Linked DNA regions of Mus musculus: region 2 is linked to region 1. Evidence: chromatin loops called from intact Hi-C (ENCODE). Cell type or tissue: left cerebral cortex. All regions are shown on one strand.

Evidence for each region. A loop is a pair of places that touch in the nucleus more often than their neighbours do. Peaks named below come from ENCODE experiments on the same cell type or tissue, not always from the same donor. Only the 100,000 strongest peaks of a DNase experiment are listed, where the experiment ranks them.
Region 2: it touches region 1 in a loop (3-fold over the local background); 4 of 42 quality-filtered maps call a loop at or near these places.

Annotation. Positions count from the first base shown.
Region 1 is chr11:121,448,051-121,456,050 of GRCm38, reverse strand. Fn3k (fructosamine 3 kinase) reads right to left here. Exons shown (of 6, transcript NM_022014.4): 5 at 7,047-7,169; 6 at 5,561-5,939. The coding sequence ends at 5,601. Tbcd (tubulin-specific chaperone d) reads right to left here and starts at 4,060. Exons shown (of 39, transcript NM_029878.4): 1 at 3,823-4,060; 2 at 2,370-2,420. The coding sequence starts at 4,006. In left cerebral cortex, a CTCF peak has its summit at 4,004; DNase peaks (open chromatin) are centred at 3,263, 4,124 and 5,490; H3K4me3 peaks cover 1,689 bases; H3K27ac peaks cover 1,513 bases.
Region 2 is chr11:121,384,951-121,392,950 of GRCm38, reverse strand. It overlaps Rab40b (Rab40B, member RAS oncogene family), which reads left to right and starts at 4,700. Exons shown (of 6, transcript NM_139147.3): 1 at 4,700-4,953. The coding sequence starts at 4,809. Mir7236 (microRNA 7236) reads left to right here and starts at 5,747; the gene lies at 5,747-5,806. In left cerebral cortex, a CTCF peak has its summit at 4,815; DNase peaks (open chromatin) are centred at 5,453, 5,830, 5,985, 6,565 and 3 more places; H3K4me3 peaks cover 2,934 bases; H3K27ac peaks cover 2,296 bases.

The sequences.
Region 1 (8,000 bases):
CAGGCGGATTTCTGAGTTCGAAGCCAGCCTGGTCTACAAAGTGAGTTCCAGGATAGCCAGGGCTATACAGAGAAACCCTGTCTCGAAAAAACAAACAAACAAACAAGAATTAGACTCTGGGTTTGCTATCAAAAATCAAACACAAAGAAGAGTGACACAAAGAAGACTTCACACAAGGCTGATGCAGGCAAAACTGACAATTCAACACCAATCTGGACTATATAGTAAAACCCTGTCTCAGAAACAAAGAAAAGGAAGAGATTGATAACATTCAAACTCAAATATATTAAACCTCAATGGCTAACACACCACACATAAACCTGAAAGGCAAAAGCGGAAGCATAAAATGTGTCACACACAGAAAAGGATCAGCACCAGCAAGCATCATCTTTTTCAGAACGGGACCTATTTCTATTTCCCGGAAGATAATGAACAGTCACCATTACTAAGCACTGGATGGAACACAGTAAGCAGAGAGGTTCTGGCAGTGAGGGCAGGTCAAAGCTGTCACCTGAAGAGGTCAAACAGCACCTTACACTTCTTGGACAGTACCTACATCTGTTACATGGGGACAACCAGGAATCCAAAACTATCAGATGAGGCCCAGGGCACCTACTGGTCTGCCACCCTCAGCATAGCCAGCCCTTCAGCCTGACATCAGCCACTTGCCTGCAACTGGCCCCGCTGAAGACCCATCTTTGAGAGGCAAAGGGAAGGAGGAGATGCATAAATTCTGCCTGCAATCTCACCAACTGTGTGGCATGAAACAATTTACTTAACCTTTCAGACTTGTACTCCAGTTTCCCCGTTTGTATTGTGTAGCTTACAATGACAGAGCTTACACAGAGACTGTGAGGTTACAACAATGATTAAAACAGTTGGGTCCTCCCAGAAAAAAAAAAGGAAAAAAAAGAAAGAAGAAAAAAAGGGGAAAAAAAAAAAGCTCAGAACAAGACTAAAAAAATTACCAAGAGTACTTGAAGCCAGCCTGGGCTACCTAGCAAGACCCTACCTCAAAAAGAAAAAAACAAGCCAGGAGTTGTGGTTCACGCCTGTAATCCCAGCACTCGGGAGGTTGAGGCTGGAGAACTTCCATAAATTCAAGGTCAGCCAGGGCTACATTGCAAGACTCTTTCTCAAAACAAAAAAGAGAAAAGCCAAACAAAAATGTAATTAATATGAAATAGGTTCAAATATAACAACAGCAATGAAAAGCAAACAAAAGTCACTCTCTGCTGCTAAAATTTCTTCCTAGAGGTAAATGTAAGCACCCTAGGATTAGCTAAGAAGATTAAAAATAGATTAATACTGCTCAGTTGCTGTGCCTTAAAGCTGGTAAATAAATAAAATAGTTCTGTCTCAGTTTGAGAGCCAGCTGGGTTAAGAGAAAAATGTCAACACACTTATAAAAATGACACTAACATAGATGGGATTCTCCCCCCCCCTAATCTTGTCTGATATATATACACATATACATACACACACACACACACACACACACACACACGGAGGAGTGGGGGGTAGGGAGGCTCAATCTTCCTAATGCTGTGACCCTTAATGCAATTCCTCAAGTTGTGGTTATGCCTCCCCCATAAAATTATTTCGTGGCCACTTCATAACTCTGATTTTACTACTATTATAAATCATAACATAAATATCTGATATGCAGGATATCTCATGTGACCCCTATGGGGGTTACAACCTACAGATTGAAACCAAGAATCTAGGCTGTTCCCAAGGCCACCTGCAATTAGGGCACAGTTGCATACAACAGGTAGTAGAGAGCCGTGGGTACTCAGGTGAGGGTCTGTGATCCTTCTTGCCTCCATGTGATGGAATGTAAATAGTCAACAAGTCCAACTGGGATAATCAGGGCACACAGCTGAGCTCCACAGATGGTAGCTGTTCAGCTTGGAGGATAGTCCTGCACAACACTCTTGTACTAATGTCCTGATAACAACCTTAGTGTCTCTCTACATAATGGAGATGACAGATGACCTCATCAACTGCTGTGCAGGTAAAATGGGACCTTTATAAAGCATATGACCCTGCAAAACAATTACCAGGAAGATAACAGCTATTCACACATAACTGACTAAAACACATATAAGAAAAGATGTGTTCTTTCAATAGGAACAAGCAGAAAGTAGCTTAGACACACCTGCACACAATCAAGATCGGTATCTGAACTCGAAGCTATTCATTATCACAGGTCTATAAAACCATCCAGCAGACAAAAAAAAAAAAAAAAAAAGACAGAGCTCTAGGGACATTTCATCTGACACCTTCTGCTGATAGCACACAGGTGCCAGCTATACACATAAGCCTTCCCGATCATCTGATATTGAACCACCAAAATCTATGCTTACCAAGGTGTGGATCCAGGAGGTGGGGCTGCTCCTGGTATTTGTCCATAATTACTAAAAGGAAAATAACATGAAAATCAAATCAGGTGAGCCTTGGAAATTCACGTCTCTCAGTAACTCTAATGGAACAGCTAGGGTCTTCCTAGTCCTTGTAACGCCCAGGGACACACCTGGCTTCTTGCTGACAGATGCTCACAGCTGCCCAACATCTGTCAGGCTCTTGAGGACCAGTGTGACCACACCTCCTGCTCTTCTTTTGCTCTGCACATCTTGCCCTCCGATCTCTTCTCACACATATGCTGGTGCTCCAACTCTCTACAACTCCACCTTCCCCTGCTAGTCAGACCCTCTTCACTTCTTGAGCCCTCCCCTGCCTAGCACGATGCCTTTCATTTCCAACAATGTTCAAACCAATAACTGTACAACCTCCCCAACCCTGGTCACCTGCTTTCCAACCCCTACCAGCAAATTAATGTTTCTACCCAATCCAATGGTTTCTCTGCCTCTGCAGTTCTCACCTGCCACTTCAGACAAAGCCCACCACTCTGTCTTACCCAAAAACTAGAGCCCCATCCAAAAAAAAAAAAAAAAAAAAAAAGACATTATGGAGAGAATGTTTTTAGCTAAGGAATACACAAAGATGATTTTGTTCAAGTACAAAACTCTAATTATCAAAGGGCTCATTTGGACATTGTCTTTGTTTTCTGTTGCTGTGATGAAACTGGCCAAAAATCAACTTGAGGAAGAAAGGGTTTATTTGGCTTTCACAGCCCATCACTGAGAAAAGTGTAGGGATGAATCAAAGCAAATAGAAGCAGAAACTACGGAGGAGTCTTGCGTGCTTGCTCCTAGGCTCAAGTTCAGCTGTCTTTCTTATACAGCTCAGAGCCACAGGCCAGGGATGGTACATCTCACGGTGGGCTGGGCCGTCCTTTATCAATTAGTAATTAAAGAAATATCGCAAAGACATGCCCACAAGCCAATCTGGTGGTGGCAATTACTCACTTGAGATTTCTTCCGAGGTATGTCTAGGTTTGTGTAAGGTTGACAAAAACTATGACGGACAGTATCCATTACAAACGACTGTAAAGGCCTACCTAAACTTGGGGGATTTAGAACCACCAAAGGAATCTAATGGCACTGTCCACTCTCCTGCTCTGCCTGGAACGGAGATCCCAGATAAACGTGGAGCTCTGAGTTTGCAGAATCCTGGCCTCATAGCGCAGCCCCATAGGAGCGCCGTGCCAGACCGCTCCTCTTTGCTTGCCATGAGCGCTCTCGTAGGAGGCAGGTTCATCCAACAATTCTGCTGGTTCCCTCCCTATCCACAGAGAGGTCTCAAGCATGCTTTGCTCAGTTCCTGGACATGGCAGGGAAGGCAGGAGGTATGGCTCCCCAGGTCCCTTCCTCCCAGATGCAAGGACCTCAAGATAGAGACTCGGGGCCCCGCCCGCACCGCGGAACCGCTCCTCCGCCACCTCCCGGGACGCGCGCTCTCTGTGCACCGCCGGCAAGCTGCGGAGCAGCGCGCGGGTCTCCGCACTCTCGCCGAACGCTTCCAGGGCGGAGGCGCGAACAAGCGCATCATCCTCCACCTCCTCCTCGGCGGCGCTCGCAGCCGGCTCATTGCTCAGTACCATCCTGCCAGCAGCTTCCGTAAGAACCCTACCGGCAACCGGGAAGAAAAGAGATACAGCACGAGAACTGCCAGCCCCGCCCTGAGACCTTCGACCCCCAACTACGGGGCGCGCAAGCCAACAAAACAGCTCACGCGAAGTCGGCTCAGCGCGCAAAATGATGCTTGCGTGAGTGAAGGGAAGCACCAGAAAAACTAAGCCTCCAATGTCTACAGCCTCAACAGGGAGTGGGTGGAGCCCAAAAGAGGTGGGGCTAAGGAGGGTGTGGCCGGAGCAGTGGGCCGGTACGATCTTTACAGGGAATGAACTCTAGTGTTGGAAGCCTTCTGGAGCTTGAGTGTGTGTAAGGTTAAGGAAATAACTGGGTTTGAAATTGGGGGCAGGAACATGGAAGGTTTTGAGCTAGTGTGGACAGCGCAGGAAAGCTGAACTAGTAGAAAGAGCCAGAATAGGACGGGTGGTGTATGAACGCAGGGGAGGAATGGGTTTTGAGTGTGGGGGCAAGAATGGGGCAATGATGTCTGAGCACCTGCAGGAGTGGGGCGCGGGGGGGTGCTTTAAGGGTGTAGGAGACAATGGGGTATTGCTCCAGGATGAAGGCTTTTGCCGTGACCTCAAACAGCACCATCATGACCACCCAAAGCAGTCCTGAGAAAAGACGTGAGCTATACGCTGCTGGCCCTGCATTCACCAGAACAGACCTCACTGGGAAGTAGAAGACTGGAGTGGTTAGATAGTTTAGTGTGCAAAGTCTCCTTCACTAAGCCTCGGGAGTTGAATGTGTAACAGTAGGCCCCCAAACCTTAGCACATCCTACTCCATGATTAAAGTGCCATTCAGGCTGTAAAACTCATTCGACAGCACCCACGGGGCAAACTAAAAAACAAAGACTTGATCCTTCAAAGTCCGTAGGTCCTGAAAAGTTTCTGAATGTGCTAACTTTGCTTTTTGGCTTCTCTAGTTCTACTTCTCGCTCACTATTGTTGATAACTGAAGTATGTCAACCTAGAACATATTTGTGTGTGTGTGTGTGTGTGTGTGTGTGTGTGTGTGTGTGGTTAAAAGTTCATGAGAAGGATCACTGTTTTGCTGGGATCCAGAATACCCAGGGTAGTCACTGGCCTGCTAATAAAGACTTTCTATTGGCTTAAATATAGATCCTAGCAGTCTTCTCAGATATGTTGTGGGGTAACAAGTTTGGTCCTCACATAGTGGAAGAAGAAGAGAACCACAAGTTGTACTCTGACCTATACACACATATTTCAGCACATGAGTACGCAAAATAAAATCTAAAAAAATAGAAAACAGTGAGGTGCTAGAGAGTGTCTGGCAGTGATTGTAACTGAAGGACCGGAGCCAAACGGGCTAGCATGGTGGCTTCCTTCCCTATTCGCCTGCGGTACCTGGGGCTTCAGCCGCTGAGGTGGGAGCTTGCCCGCAACAGTGCTGCTGTGGTGTCAGCCTGAGCTACATACGGAGCTCCCTGGAAACTGCTGCGCTGCCATAACCTCAGCCTCTGGATGAATGCGTTGTAGGCCGACTCAAAAGTAGCCCAGTTAGGGATCTAGTTTGACATTTTATTAGGTCCAGCCCTCTGCTACCTGAGCAGCTTCCTCATCACCCCCAGGGACGGGCTTCTGTACTCCCGTCCAAAGTGGTTCCAGTGGTTTAGGTAGTTAAAGAGCTGGTACAGCAGCAGGCGCTTGTCGAACCCTGGAGCCTTTGGGATCTTCCGATGGTAGGCAGTGAAGAAGGATCTGGGGAACCCCCCAAACATCGATGCAATGGCCAGTTCAAACTCAGAATGGCCATAGAAGGAGGCTGGATCATAAATTACGGGTCCCTGGTCATCCTCAGCCACATTTCCAGACCAGAGGTCTCCATGGAGCAGGGCAGGGACAATCTCTATACCCGCAAACAGATCCGGGATCTTCACCTAGAAGAGAAATTATTACATGGGACTCGAAGACCCAGGGGCCCATTATCCAGTGCTTGGAAATAAAGCAGAGAGCCATGGAGGCATCCAGAGGCCAACCGAATAATCTACCAGGCCCAGGGAAGAAGCCCACCTGACTCCTGACTGTAACGTTGTCTAGCACTCTGGCCACTACCAAATGAGTCCAAAAGCTTTAGAGAAAACCTCAGAGTTGTTTGGGCTTTATGCTGTAGAATATGTAGTTTGGTACCTACCCTCTAAATGGTATTTTTATGTTATTACACATATGTACCTGCATCTCTTCTATTAAATAACAAATCTTTGATGCATGTTCACCCTAGACCAGGGTCTCCAACCTTGCTAATGCTTTGACCCTTCAATACAGCTCCTCATGCTCTGGTGGTCTCCAACCATAAAATTATTTTGCTGCTGCTTCATAACTGTAATTTTGGTACTGTTATGAATTGTAATGTAAATATCTGATATGCAGAAGATCTGATATTTGTCTCCTGTGAAGGGGTCTCTTGACCTCCCCACCACCAAGGGACCACAACACACAGGTTGAGAAACACTACCCTAGACTGATAGATGAATTGTGTTTCTAATATTTTGGAGTTCTGTTTTGAAACAAGTGATGCAAGAACACACACCTTCATTAAGGGTGACACACTGGGGTCTTTGGCAGAGGGACAAAAAATGAGGACAAGAGTGGACAAGTGAGAGTCAGGCAGTGGTGGCACACGCCTTTAATCCCAGCACTTGGGAGGCTGAGGCAGGCAGATTTCTGAATTCGAGGCCAGCCTGGTCTACAGAGTGAGTTCCAGGACAGCCAGGGCTATACAGAGAAACCCTGTCTTGAAAAGCAAAACAAAACAAAACAAAAAAGAGTGGACAAGTGAAATGATTGAAGACCTCAAGCAGGGATCTGTCCCATCCTCCCCCCTCCACCTACAGGATAAGAAGGTGGTGGCTGAAATACCCACAACTTGACCAGCCCTCTCTACCATCATTTTTTCCTATTCTGACTCAGTCCTAAGAGGCCCCCACATGCATATTATGGGCTCCTAAGGGACAGCCTCTTCCCAGAGAAATAAACGTTGTGCTCACCTGTAGCCTTGACCACAGCTCTTGTGTCTCTCGGTCAGCATAGTCCTTTTCAATGAGATCCAACTGAGCTTGGAGCCGGTGTCGAGTGAAGAAGGTCGGCCAGTCCTCCTGCCATTCATTCACCTGAGCAACAAGAGGAGAGGCCACGACATTCGTGGCCCCAGGACAGCTTTAGTGACCACCAAGAACACAGCAAACTGTAGTGAACCAACTGAAAATACAAGTGGAATCATGAAGCAGTTTACCCAAAAGAAGAGACACCATGACCAAAGCATTTAATAGGGGGCTTGCTTACACAGTCAGAACTTTTGTCCTTCATGTTTGCGGTGGGGAACCTGGTGGGATGCGGTGCTGGAGAGGAAGCTGAGAGCTACATCCTGATCCACAGGGCAAGAGAGAGAGAGAGAGAGAGAGAGAGAGAGAGAGAGAGAGAGAGAGAGAGGCAGACTGAACCTGGCATGGGCTTTTGAAACTTCAAACTCCTAATCTTTTCAAACAATTCATTCCCTAAGCACAGTGACTAAGCATTCAAATACTGAGCCTGCAGCAGCCATCCTTATTCAAACCACTACAAGTGATTAAAGGGACCAAAAAAAAAAAAAGTAAAACAAATAACAAATATTAAGGTGGCAGAACCAAACCCAAACCCAATAAACACAAAGGGCAAAGGGTCAGAAACAAATGCTATAGTTAAATGACAGAGATTGGGCTAGAACTACCTCAGGGGTGGAGTGCTTGCCTAGTCTGTATGAGTCCCAAGTTCAATACACACATACACACACACAAGGGGTGGGGGACAGAGACAGACAGAGAGTCAAAGACAGAGATAAACAGATTGGAACAACAAAGCAAGACCCAGCTATAGGCTGGAGAGATGGCTCACCAATTAAGAGTACCTGCTGCTCTTGAAAAAGATCTGGTATAGGTCCTAGCACAAACACAGTAGCTCACAAT
Region 2 (8,000 bases), 63 kb after region 1:
AAAAAAACAAAAAAAAAAAAACGAACCCTCAAACTCAATTCAAACTATAATTAGCCAAATGTATTAAAGCTGCTGGCAGGGCCACAGTCCCTAAATCAGAGATGTGCTATGCAGATGCTAGGAAAGGAAGGAACTTTTTTCTTTCTTTTTCATTTGTTTTGTTTTTTGAGAGGAGGTTTCTCTGTGTACCTTTGCTATCTTGTAACAAGGTCTGTAGACCAGGCTGGCCTCAAACTCACAAAGATCCACCTACCTCTACCTCCTGAGTGCTGGATTAAAGATGCACACCACCACTGGAAGAGCTTTTAAAGGCAAAAATCCTGTTCTGTTCTGCCAAGATTAGATTGTCAAGGTGACTTCAAAATAGTCCTTGGTTATCTACACAAGCAAGTGACAGGAGCCACGATCGGCAATTTGCCATAGCATAACAAGCAGATAGTCATGGCTGTACATCTGGGTGGCAGTCAAGGAGTCAGGAATGCTGGGAACTTACCTGTCAAGAGACAAATAGCAGTTAGGAACTGAGATGGATGCCCGGCACAGAATGGGGTATCTTTATCTACCACACTCATGTACTCCAAAATGTGACTGGACAGAGCAAAGCATCAGGGTGAGTTCTTCCCAGGAGTTCTGGGAGGCCAAGCCCTCTCTTACACCTTGAGAGGGACATGGAGAGAGATGAGCCTTCCTCACTTAGGCTCAGAGTCTGAAAGTGGAGTCTTCTTAGACCTGCAACTTAAGCAACCTGGGCCTTTTGGAAACAGGTAATTTCCTGATTCCCTAGGCTTTCCTTCAGTGGTACCTGAGGGGGACACTCAGAGGGAGATGGCTTGGAGCTTTCATGAGGGGTCAGGAGATGTGAAAGGTAATGGCAGTCTGGGAAAGGCTTCTATCATACCCACTTGGTCTCTTCCAGCCATGAGCCTCTTCCTCTCTAGGCCTAACTAGCCAAGCCCTGAACAGTATCTTCATTTGGAGATGCCATTTATATGTATTCAGAAAAATCAGGGACTCAAGCATAACAAAGTCTTTTCCTTTGATTGGTGACCAGCGCTGCATTCCTTCTCCCCACCCAGGTGTCACTCATCACATACTCCAGGAAATGTTCTGGTGTTGTACCACATCGGGGAGGGCTGAAGGGGTTATTGGGTATAATTCCTGGAAGTGAGCCAAGGACTTTTTATTTTATTATATGTGGATGGTGTTTTGTCTGCATGTATGCCTGTGTACTATGTGTGTGCCTTGTGCCCACAAAGGCCAAAAGAGGGCATCAGATCCCTTGGAATTGGATTTTCAAACAGTTGTGAGTCACCATATGGGTGCTGGGAATTGAGACCTCTAGAAATTCAGCCGGTGCTGTTAATCACTAATCTCTTTAGCACCCACCTGAGACCAGCTATGCAGGGTAAGAAACTCAGAGCAGGAGAGTGCCCCATCTTGTTGAGACGGCAAACAACCACAGCAAACTGGAATATGATACCTCAGAAAGACAGGAAGATAAATGCCAACTATTTTCAGAGAGTTTTTTGTGGGGGGAGGGGGATTCTACCTCTATCTTCTATTCTTTCATATTTCTGTTTTGGTTTTGTTTTGAGACAGGGTCTCATGTAGTTAAAGCTGACTTTAAAATCTATATGTAGGCAAGGATGACCCTGAATTTCTGGTCTCTCTGCTACCACCTCTCCAGTGATAGGATTACAGGCATGTACCACAGTGCCCAGTTTATTGAGTGCTCGGGATCAAGTCCATGACTTTGTGTGTAGGGGGTGCAAGCCACTGCTCTATTTCTGTGAAGAGACACCACGACCAAGGCAACTCTTATAAAAGAAAGCGTTTAACTGGGGACTTGCTTACAGTTTCAGAGGCTTAGTCTACTATCATTGTGACAGGAAGTATGGTAACACTGGAGGAGTAGTTGAGAGCTTTATCTCTTGATCCACAGGCAGACACAGGGAGAGACATAACACTAAGCTGGCTGTGGCTTTGAAGCCTCCAAGCCCATCCCCAGTGACACACTTCCTCCAACAAGTCCACACCTCCTAATCCTTCTCAGATAGTACCATTCCTTGGTGACTAAGCATTCAAATACACGAGACTATGAGGGCATTCTTATTCAAACCACAACCATAGGCAAACTCTTTACTAACTAAGCTGCAACCCAGGCCTCTCTTCTTTTTTTAAATAGTGGTTTCACCAGCACCTCAATCAGGCAGTCAGTAACTAATAAGTTTTGAAAAATAAACTGGTAATCCAAAGTGAACATTTTGAAGTGCAAATTGGGGGCTGTAGACATGGTTCATCATTTAAGAGTGCATGCTGCTCTTCTAGAGAACCCAAGTTTCGTTCACAGTACCCCATCAGGTGACTCACAACCACCTGTAACTCCATCACCAAGAGATCTGACCACTTCAGATTTCTGTGGACATCTACATACACAACAGTGTACATTCACACAGACATACGGACACATATATTTGGAAATAATAATTAAAAATAAAGCCAGGATGGATGCAAGTAGCAAAAGTACAATTCTTGTGTGTTGGGGTTGGTTTTGTTTTGTTAACACAGAGTCACATTGTGTAGTCCTGGTTGGCTTCAAAGCCATTAGTTAACCCAGGCTAGCCTCCAATGCACAATACTCCTGCCTCAGCCTCCTTACTGTAGGGATTTGTATTAAGCCTGATTCTCAGAGGAACAAAACTAATTGTGGTGTGGGGGAGGAGGGTGTGTGTGTGTGTGTGTGTGTGTGTGTGTGTAAAATAAAGAGTGATTTATAAGACTGACTTACACAATAGAGCTTGCATGATGGAAAGGCTGAGAACCTAATACCCCAGTAAGCAAGATGACCCAGCTTCAGGTCTAATGCTGAAGACCTGGAAGATTCCTAGAAAGCTACCAGTATTCAGTCCTCACAGGAAGCTGGAGTGTGATGGATAGCAGTGGAGGTGGCTATGGCAACAATGTATACAGTTGAGATGAAAGAAAGGCAGTCAGTTGATACTGCTTCTCCTTGTACCTCTTAATGTCTGTACATCTTCATGTAAGATGGCAGCTACTTAATCTTTTCTCCCTCAATGCTCTCTGGAAACACCCTCACAGACATGCCAAGGAGTGTGATTCTTAGGTGATTTCAGATCCTACCACGTTGAGGAGATTACCAATCACAGGATTACAGGCAAGCCATCACACTGGCTAAACTCTTACCTCAAATGCTGTCATCCCACATGGATGACAATGATAGGCTGGTGAGATATGAGTTGTGACAGAAAAAGGCAAAAGTAGAATTTATCTAATACACTCTAGTGCAGCTTTAGTTGGCAAATCAATAGGGAAAGGCTGTCTGGACTCAGACATTCTAAAGCGCTCTCTCTAAGGAAGGTTTTTCTGTGTGGGCGATTGTTGCCATGTCATGGTCCTCTGAAATAATTACAGCTCAGGTATTCTTGGTTAGCAACAGTGTAATCTTGAGTCAAAGATAGTATTCTGAGTCAAAAATGGCTCAGCGAGACCATCCATTCTAGCTGGGTAGTGGTGGCCGATGTCTTTAATACCACACTCAGGAGGCAGAGGCAGGCAGATCTCAAGACCAGCCTGATCTACAAAGCCAGTTTCAGGACAGAAAGGGCTACTCAGGGAAACCCTGTCTCGAAAAACCCTATCTCAATTACCTATTCTAGACTGGCAGCCATATCTTGTAATTAGAGCTTATTATAGTCAACTCTTTGAAAGGATAGTGTTCCTGCAGGGAGGCAGCGGTCACCTTGCTCCAAGACCAGCCTGTTCTGAGCCAAACCGGCCTTGTCCTGAATCACAGCACAGCTGTGGCGCTTAGAACAATGTTCACAAATGCTTTCGTAATTTTCATCCACTGCTTTTTCTTTTCCATCCGGAAATGTATCCTTCTTAACAGAGAGGAGGCACGATTGCAAGAGGTGCTTCCACTTCAGGTTGTATAAAGATGTAGGTAGCGGGGATGCTAAACTATGATTACTCTAAATAACTTAGTTCCCACTGGTGAGGTGCTCCTGAACAGAGAGCAGATTCACTGCTCCCTTGGGGTAAAAGAGATCAGAGACAGACAGGTCCCCGTCATGTGCTCTCTGACAACAACCTCACAGGCACACGATGCACACACACACACACACACTCACACTGACATGCATGGACAGAAACCCGTGGAGACCTCGAGGCACCCACTAGCAGACACCTTTAGAGGTGCACTTGTCCATGTGTCCACTTGGTGCTGAAACTCACAACTACCTGTAACTTTAGTTACATCTGATGCCTACATGAACACATGAACATGCTAAGCTCTCACGCTAGCATTCAAAGCTCTGTGGAGCTGTGGGACAAATTCTCGTTTCCAGGCAGGGATTCAACACTTCCCACACCAATCTGGAGCCAACTCCTGTTACGCACTGATACAGGGGAGGGAGTAAACACTGACCACGCCCCTCCTCTCTATGCCATTCTTCCATTGGTTTGCAGGAGCAAACCTCTCCCCCCCCCTTCGGTTTCTTCTGGCTCGGCCTTCGGACCTCCATTGGCTTAGGCAACAAGTCCTCCCAGGAGAGGCGGTGGGCGTGGTGCGGAGGCGTAAAGAAATAGATGGGCGAGCTTGCTAACCAATGAGCATGTGTATATACCTCAGCAACTGAGGCTCGCCAATGGCAAGGTAAGGTGGGCGGGGCTCTTCAGCTGTCAAGCTCCCCCGACCGGTGGAGCGTTCGAGGGGCCCGCGGCGCTCGGGGACCCTCCGCCGCCTGCGCGCAGCCTTGGGCCGGTATGGGCGGGGTGGCTGGGCCGGCATGATGAGCTCCCTGGGCAGCCCGGTGCGGGCCTACGATTTTCTACTTAAGTTCCTGTTGGTGGGCGACAGCGACGTGGGCAAGGGAGAGATCCTGGCCAGCTTGCAGGACGGAGCAGCCGAGTCTCCTTACGGCCACCCGGCGGGTGAGCGCGGCTGCAGCACCCGGAGGCGCAGCGCTGGGGTGTCGGTGCGAGCGGCCTCTCCAGCGTGGGTCCCGGGAGCGGCTGGGCAGGGCTAGGAACCGCATGCTGGGGAAGACTGCGCTCTGTGGACGGAGTCCGCAAAGCAGCTCAGGGTGGTCGTCGAGGGACATCGCAGGTGCTAGCTACGTGTTCGGAGAAGTGTGTGGGATTACAGGAGGCGTGGGCAGAGAGACAGCGGTCCACGGAGCTGAGGTCTGAGACCACAGTCTCTGAGGCTATGACCTTTTGGTGCGTGGAACTGCAAGCAGAGAGTAGCAAGACTAGACTCCAGCCTTTGATTCCAAGCACTAAGCTCTGTGTCCTAGTGGACAGGACTTCCAAGAGGAGGAAGAGGAATCTAAGTGACCCTGTAGAATTGGCTAGGGTGTAGGAAGGAACCCAACTAAGAGACTGGAGTCCAGGAGACTGGACACGGGTGAGACCAGAGCGTCTCAGGCTCCAGGGCAGTGAGCAGTGAGTGTCCTAGAAGCCTGAAGTTTAAGATCTTGCACCCCAGAGGAAGGAGACAGAGTGGCAGAATCCTGAGCAGAACATCCAAGAATAGTCACGTAGTGATCCATCCCTTTGACTGTGGCTGTGCACAGACTTCAGTGAATGCCTATTGTGTTGTTGTGGGGGTTTCAACACACCTTTCTAATACAGACCCTGCCCTGAGGCCTGCCACCCTCTGTTCTTTGGGCTTGCAGACTGCTTCCTGCATCTCCAGCCCCCTGGCAATGCCACAAGGCAAGGCCCTAAAACTGTGTGGTCCAATGCCATTTAACTACCAGGTTGGACCGCACAGATTTAGACCTTTCCTTTAGGACAAAGCTCTGTTGGACAGCATTACTGCGAGAACAAGGGCGTGACTGAAGACAGGGCTGTCTTCAGGTCCTGGTGCTCAATGAAACACCCAGGCTTCAGCAGAGGCAAAAGAGTAAAACGTTTAACAAGCCCCCAAAGGGGACGTGAGTCCCACAGTAAATGACTGATGTGGGCAGAGAGAAAGATGTGGATGACATGTGAGCAGACTTGCTGCTGGTTGGCTTGAGCAAGGCCCACTGCACTTCTGTTGCTTTTGTCTGTTTTCTGTTGTCAACATGGTCTAAGAGATTGAGGAGAATTGATGCCGTAGTTGTGGCCATTGTGGCTTTTTGATTTACTACATATTTCTCTTAGGGCTAAGAAAAGAGCATGGGAAGAGCAAGCCAGGTATGGCAGCTCACACCTGTAATCCCAGCATTCAAGAAGCAGGGGGGTGGGGGTGGGGAATTGCCATGAGTTTGAGGCCAGTCTGTGCTACAGTATGAGACCCTGTCTGGGGAAAAAAAAACAAAACAAAATGGGAGGGAGTAAATTAGGGAGGGGAGATAAAAAAAAAAGCAGGAAAATAAACAAGTAGGGGTGAGGTAAACGTTATGAAGCTTGGGTCATTATTTTGTTATAAAGACATTCTCTCAGTCTCTGAGTGTCTCTCTCAGTGCTCTGGCAGTGGAAGATGCGGTCTTCCCGGCTTCATGCTCCACTCTCGGTTTCATGCTCCACTCTCTTCTTCCATGTCCGGGTTTTGTAGCCCACTTTGCAATTTCCATACTTCAGAGGTTTGGAACGCTCAGTTTCATTTTGTAGATCTAATACCGGTGCTCAGTATTCATGCAGTATTTAAATGAATTCAGAGCCAGGCATTGGTGGCAGCACGCCTTTAATCCCAGCACTCGGGAGGCAGAGGCAGGCGGATCTCTGAGTTCAAGGCCAGTCTGGTCTACAGATTGAGTTCCAGGACAGCCAGGGCTACACAGAGAAACCCTGTCTCAGAAAAAAAAAAATGAGTTCAGTGTTGGCTAACTCTTAACTATAGCTACTCCTGAGTTTAAAACCTTCTGAGTTGCTTGTGCTGAGACTATGTTGTCTGTCTTTGGCTGCACACAGTGTTCTTAGACTGTCCTGCTCTTTCCCCTCAATACCTGGTAACTTGTTCACAGTCTTTCTGGTATCTGATGTTGTTATGGTGAAAACATCATGCCAACTGATTTTCTAAATGGGAGATTTGCCTTTCTTTAGGAATTTTTGAAGACCGTTTTTCTTTGCCTTACCTTGCTTAATCAGGCCATGACTCAAAATTTTTGATATGTGTGTATTTTGAATTCTAGATAAAAAAAATTCCTTTCTTAATTTCAGAGGAATTTGATTTGTGTCCGTAAAATATCTCCCATTGCTTTTGTGTTGATTTCTCATTTGCTGTTACGAAAAATGACTACAAGCTGGCTTAAAGCAGCAAGAGTTTATCCTCTACGCAGTTTGGCATCAGTAGAACATTTCTACATGGAGCACAGGGAAAATGTCTTCTTATCTTTTTCAGCTTTCAGAACCTTCCTGCACTCTGGGGTTCTTGGCCCCTTTCTTGGTCTTCAGAGACATTGGCCTGTGATCTTTCTCAGGCCTTCTCTCTAACATGAACTCTCCTGCCTACTTTTTTTTTTTTTTGAAGATTTATTTTATGTATATGAGTACACTGTAGCTGTTTCCAGACACACCAGAAAAGGGCATCAGATCTCTTTACAGATGGTTGTGGGCCACCATGTGGTTGCTGGAAATTGAACTCATGACCTTTGGAAGAGCAGTCAGTGCTCTTATCCACTGAGCCATCTCTCTAGCCCCCCCACCCCGCCTACTTTTTTTTTCACTTCAGAGGACACAGGGATAATTTTTTGTTCGTGTTGACAATCTAAGACAGTATCTCTGTGTCAATGCTGTCTATGACCACCTTTCATTCCATTGCAATGTTAGGATTCCTTGCCAAGTACCCTAACATTCACACATCATGTAGTCAACATGAGCACTGACTACAGGTCTTCTGTTCTGCCCTGTGCTTATGCTGGACATCATGCTGTGTTTTCCATGAGCGGTCACCACTTTCTACTTGCCTTAGTTATTTTTTTTGTCTCCTTCATCTGACTTTCTATGAATGTCTTGTCTGTCTTTGTTGAGCATTTTGATTTTAGTGAATT